Linked DNA regions of Homo sapiens: region 1 is linked to region 2. A link is a loop called in an ENCODE intact Hi-C map of the cell type or tissue named here. Cell type or tissue: PC-3. All regions are shown on one strand. Each heading gives the region's core, and the rest is flanking DNA. Links, peaks and the distances in the headings are about the cores only. Region 1 has its middle 130 kb from the start of SHQ1. Region 2 overlaps LOC105377161 (a long non-coding RNA gene).

The links. A loop is a pair of places that touch in the nucleus more often than their neighbours do. Peaks named below come from ENCODE experiments on the same cell type or tissue, not always from the same donor. Only the 100,000 strongest peaks of a DNase experiment are listed, where the experiment ranks them.
Region 1: it touches region 2 in a loop (3-fold over the local background); 4 of 110 quality-filtered maps call a loop at or near these places.

What each region holds. Positions count from the first base shown.
Region 1 is chr3:72,721,587-72,724,496 of GRCh38, forward strand. No RefSeq gene overlaps it. Among named protein-coding and RNA genes, the nearest start is that of SHQ1, 130 kb to the right of the region's middle. In PC-3, for the core only: a CTCF peak has its summit at 1,723; DNase peaks (open chromatin) are centred at 1,555, 1,995 and 2,695; H3K4me3 peaks cover 763 bases; H3K27ac peaks cover 2,172 bases.
Region 2 is chr3:72,660,007-72,662,916 of GRCh38, forward strand. The region is part of intron 5 of LOC105377161 (a long non-coding RNA gene); the gene reads right to left. Among named protein-coding and RNA genes, the nearest start is that of SHQ1, 190 kb to the right of the region's middle. In PC-3, for the core only: no CTCF peak of the experiment used is centred there; a DNase peak (open chromatin) is centred at 1,265.

The DNA of each region.
Region 1 (2,910 bases), core at 263-2,762, 62 kb after region 2:
CCAAGGTACAATTCCCATATAGAATTAACTAATCCTTGGGCAGGCCTGGCAAATAATGCTCTAAGCCGACGTGGAAAGAAACTGCAGTCTTCCTTTCTGCCATATTTCTAAGTTTTGGATAAGTTTGCTTGAGTTCTAAATCTTCAACATGGCTAACAAAATCTGCCTGGCTCCTTCCTCGGTCCCCAGCCCCATCTGGTAACTCTGCCCTCCGGTGACAAGTGACAAGTGACAAGTTCCTTCCCAATTCACAGCAGTCACAGCAGCCTGCTTTGTCTGGAATCACAACCCTCCCTTATTCTCCTTAAGATCTCGGCTTAAGTCATTTCCTCGGGGAATTTTCCTAAACATAGACTTGATCAGATTCCCTTGTAAGCACTCTAAGGTGGCTTTCGGCAGGCTCCCCTCCTGGCACATCTTACAACTTGGATGAACCACTTCACTGTGTAATTAGTTGTGAAAGTCTGGCTCCCTAACTGGAATGTAAACTCCCTGAGAGAATGGAGGGCCTGTTTTACTCATCATTGGATACCTGGGGCCCAACAGGAAGGAAGGAAGGAGGAAGGAAGGAAGGAAGGAAGGAAGGAAGGAAGGAAGGAAGGAGAGAGAGAAGGGAGAAAGGAGAAGGGAGGGAAGGAGGGAGGGAGGAAGAAAGAGAGAGGAAGGGAGGAAGGGAGGAAGGGAGGGAGGGTGCTGTCACCCATGCCACCTGTAATCCCAGCACTTTGGGAGGCCAAAACGGGAGGATTGCTTGAGCTCCGGAGTTCAAGACTGGCTTGGTCAACATAGGGAGAGGCCTCATCTCTACTAAAGATTTTTTTAAAAATTTGGCCGGGCGTGGTGGCTCACACCTGTAATCTCAGTACTTTGGGAGGCCGAGGTGGGCGGATCACGAGGTCAAGAGATCGAGACCATCCTGGCCAACATGGTGAAACCCCGTCTCTACTAAAAAATACAAAAAATTAGCCAAGCATGGTGGCATGTGCCTGTATTCCCAGCTACTCAGGAGGCTGAGGCAGGGGAATCTCTTGAACCCGGGAGGCAGAGGTTGCAGTGAGCTGGGATCGCACCACTGCACTCTAGCCTGGCAACAGAGGGAGACTCTGTCTCAAAAAATATATATATATATATTAGCCAGGCATGGTGGCACATGCCTGTTGCCCCAGCTACTCATGAGGTTAAGGTGGGAGGATCGCTTAAGCCTGGGAGGTCCAGGCTGCAGTGGGCTGTGATCATGCACTGCACCCCAGAGTGAGATCCTGTCTGGAAAAAAAAAATAGAAAAAGAAAAAGAAGGAAAGGAGTAAGAGGTGTGGCATTCTTGGCTCTACAGGACACAGAATTTCTGCACTTGGGGCTCTCACTGTGCCCAGTTCTGGCCAAGAGCCTGGCAGAGCCATCTGTGTTCCAGGAAGCTCATATGAACACAGGCTACCCAGTCCTTGCAACGCCAGAGGGGTGGGGCCTGCACGCCCATGGCCGAGGGCTACATTCACCCTCACCACGTTTTGTTTGGCTCTTGGAATTTAAATTCATTGTCAACAGTCATGTTTTAATAGTCCAGACTTTCCAGTTCCTGGTAGAATATCATTAGGCCCAAGAGGCACCACTTGGCTACCACCAAGGAGCAGCTATTTCTCAAGTTCCCCCTGCTGACAGAGATGGATTGTCAGCTGCCCTTTATCCTGATGTTTTCCTCACACCCAACCCACTCCACACCCCTCTCCCCAGTCCTGTAGGTAAACCCTGAGTTTTTTACCACGGCACTGAGGTCTCCAAGAGCCAATGAGGTCATCGAAAGAAAACATAATGAGCATGACTTTGGTTCCCCCTCAAACACACCCTGCCTACCCTTGCACTGAAATTTAATAATGTCCCCTCTACTTTCAGAATTCACCAGGAGGGACTCCCCACACATTGTGAAAAACTTAATCATCTCAGAAATCTAAATTCAACTGTTGCTGAATGAGTCATTTATTGTATTTCTTAGTCCCCTTCCACATAGAAACCTAAAGAATGTCCTCTCAGCTTTCATGGAAGAAAATGCTTCTCTCTCCTCGTGATCTGCTGTGCCTTATTTTATTAGCCAATCAGAACTCAGATGCTTATTCGTTGTTTTCTTTCTTTCCTTTTTTTTCTTTTTTTTAAAGCTTTGGCTACCACAAAGCTCAGAGCTAAATTCTGAGCTTGCTTCTAGGTACATTCATTCTTTAGTTTCTGGTTTTCTGGCAACTTAGATCCTTTGTTTACTCTTCCCTCATTCCCCTCTTTGAGAATTATTTCTCCCTGCCCAGAGCCCCATCCTTACTTTTTTTTTTTTTTTTTTTTTGAGACAACATCTCACTCCGTCACACAGGCTGGAGTGCAGTGGCATGATCTCGGCTCTCTGCAAGCTTCGCCTCCTGGGTTCAAGTGATTCTCCTGCCTCAGCCTCCCGAGTAGCTGGGACTACAGGCGCCTGCCACCACACTCGGCTAATTTTTATATTTTTATTAGAGAAGGGGTTTCACCACGTTGGCCAGGCTGGTCTCGAACTCCTGATCTCACGTGATCCGCCCACCTCGGACTCCCAAAGTGCTGGCATTGAAGGCCTGAGCCACCGTGCCCAGCCCCCATCCTTACTTAAGAACAACTAGGAGGTGGAGTGTGACTCAATTCCACCCTGGCCATAGCTGATTGGTCCAGGAGTGGACTCCTGGCTCAAGCCAGTTCCTGAGTCCTTACCTGAGGCGTGTTGGCACTGAGAGATGAGTCACCCTTGAGATGCCAGACTACAGAAGTCAATTTCACAAATTTCAGGAGTAGTCGGCAGCTGTGTTCCACAACATGGACTGGGTCACAAACAGTATAAAGAAAACCGGCAATGGGGATGGAGAAATCGCCCTCCCAGTTTCAAGCCCAGCTCTGTTCC
Region 2 (2,910 bases), core at 168-2,667:
CTTCTTCTGCCACCCTCTGCTTTGTGTCTGTGTTTGAATTTATCAGCCACCCCAATGGGTTGGGTACAGAAGCTGAAGAGGAGGCCAGCCAACCATCATCCAGGAGTGTCCTTGCCTCCTGCCAGGGAGGGGCAAGGACTTGGCCATTTCAGTAATGAACTACTGTGCTGTCAGGGCAGAAAAGAGAAGGAACAGGTCATCGGGGGTGGTGAGTAGTCAGAGTCTGGAGACAGTATGAAGGGAGAGTGAAAAGAACTTGCTGATGAATTCAACAAAGAGTTACAAGAAGGAGAGGAGGCAAGACCGACTTGAAGATTTGGGGCCTATGCCAAGAAGAATAAAGCTACCACTGACCACCTGGGGAAGACTCAAGTGGGGAATAGCTGGACATGTAGGGTTTGAAATGCCTGTTACATATCTGAAGTACACTCATTTTCTGTGACTGGATAACAGATTACCCCACACTTTGCAGCTAAAACAATGCCCATGTATTAGCTCATAGTTCTGGAAGTCAGTAGTCCAGGTAGACTCAACTGAGTTCTCTGGGCAGGTTATCAGAAGGCTGAAATCAGGTGGTAGCTGGCCTAGGGTCCTGTGTGAACGCTCTGAGGAAGCATCTCATTGCAAATGTATTCTCTGTGTTGGAAGACTCTGTTCCTTGCATGCGTGGGCCCAAGCTCCCTGTTCCCTTGGTGGCTGTCAGCTATGGGCCACTCTTAGCTTCCAGAAGCTTCCCATAGTCCTTACTGCAGGACTCCTTTCAACTTCAAGCCAGAAAGCCTGGGTCAAATTCTTCTCCTGCTTCCAACTTCTCACTTCCTCTTCTGCCACCAGTCAGAGAAAACTCTAGGATTAGATCAGGCCTCCTTGAATAATCTCCCCTTCTTAGGATCAAGTGTGCCATAGGACATCACCTAATCATGGGAGCAAAATCCAGCATATTCACAGGTCTGGGGATTAAGCAGGGTACACACAGTGGGGTGGGGTGAGACGGCAGAAAGTCTTGCGTGCTTCCTTAGAATTTTGCCTGCCACCCAAGGGGAGATGTAGAGGAGACATTCTCTTTCAGAAACTTCCAGGGCTGAAGGATGGGGCAGAAGGAGGAGGGGAGGAACCCATCTGGATCTCTTTAGCCTCTGGAACCTGAAGCACTCAGGAAAGAAGGCCTGGCCCTTTGAAGCTGCCCCTGCCAGGCCCCACAATGGGCCAGCCCTGCCAGCCCTCCTGCACAGGCCCTGAGGCATCTTGGCAGCAGCATCCCCGAGTCTGGCAGGTGAGTCAACATTTGGCTTCTCTCCTGGGCTTTCTTGGAAAGGGCTGTGTTCCAGATTGGCAGCTGTGCTAGCTGGAAAGGAGGCCAGAAAAGAGCCAAGTTCCGGGGGCCCTGCTGCCAGGCAGGACACCTGGACCTTCTCTCCCCTAGTTACTGAAAATGGCAGAAGGAAACCCAGGGAAGCCAGAGCAGTAGTAAAGCAGAGTGGCCAAAAAATTTCAGGCTATGGAGTCAGATGGATGACTTAGCCTCTCAATTTCCCCATCTGTAAAATGGGAATCGTCATTAGTAGCTGCAATGAAGGGGCCTGTGACAATTGAACAGCGTGCTACCTGCAAATCATTTTGCACAATGGCTGGCATATCGAAAACATGAGTAAAGCCTGCACAATGGATACTATTAACTGAAGGGGAAATGCCTGGCAAATAGAGGTGGTTCAACCAGGTGGAATTAAAAAGGAGAAAGGGATTAGGTGAAGGGGACAAAGGGATAGCCAACCCCTTTTATAAGAAACTCTCATAATAGTGGAATGTAAGTTGGTTGTTTCTCTAATGACTTATGAATATACAAAGCCCCATTGCTAAACCCCTAGGCATGATGGATTTTGATTGGGCCGCAGTGTAAATTTGGATATGATATTCCCAGGACTCCTGGGTAGTAAGATTGGATTTCTGCTACCTATAGAAATTCAAGAGGGAAGGGAGGGAAAGCAATAGAAGACTATTGTGTTGATGTGTTGTAGGCCACGTTTGGTTGCAAAGAATAGAACCGCCTAAGATAATGGGGTAGAGTAACATTTGGGGCATTTAATGGTGGGTTCACACCATACTTCTGTACTCATCAAATTTCTCTGCTGCATCCTAAAAACCTCTCTCCCCCAACTGCTATCCCCAGCCTGCTCAGCAAGAAACGAGTCAGTTACTCCGTAGGGAAATAAAGCAAGGACTGCATTTACTCCCGGGCAGCACAGTGGGAGAATGAAAATCACAGGCTCCACTAGGTTTGCTCCAAGGAGCTTGGGATTTCTTCAGTCACAACCAAATCATCTCTCTTGTCTGGCAAGGACCACCAGACCTCAATAATCATCCAGTTTGCAGTGACATGTCCCATGGCTAACACCCTCCCCCCATCATGCCCACCCCACAACAATGGGCAGGACAAAAGCCTTCTTGGACAGGTGACCAGCTGAGACCACTGAACCCACTGAGAGTAGTGAGTGGAATAAAAATAAGGTCTTATTCCTGATCAAGGTGGATAAGTTGAGATCAGTTTGAAATCCTCATTGACTGGGGCTCCAGACGTGCTTATTCAAAGTATATAGTAGGCAATCCGGTGGGCACCCAGCAACGGGAGATCAAGATAGCCAGGCCCGCCACTGCATGTCAACTCAGTCCCCTTTTCCCTTTACAGACTAGCATGCCTTCTCTCTGCCTTCCTAAGAGACAGTACACAGCATTAAAGTCACTGCCCCAACCCGGCTGTACATGATCTTTCAGGTCAAATGCCAAGCACTATCTAAGTGTAGTTATGTGTCTCTTAGTTCACACATTTGACAGACAAGTTGGTTGGCTCACAGACTGGGCCTATGGATTGGTTCCTGGTGAGGAGTTTACTTTTGATACAGTCAGTAGTGGGAG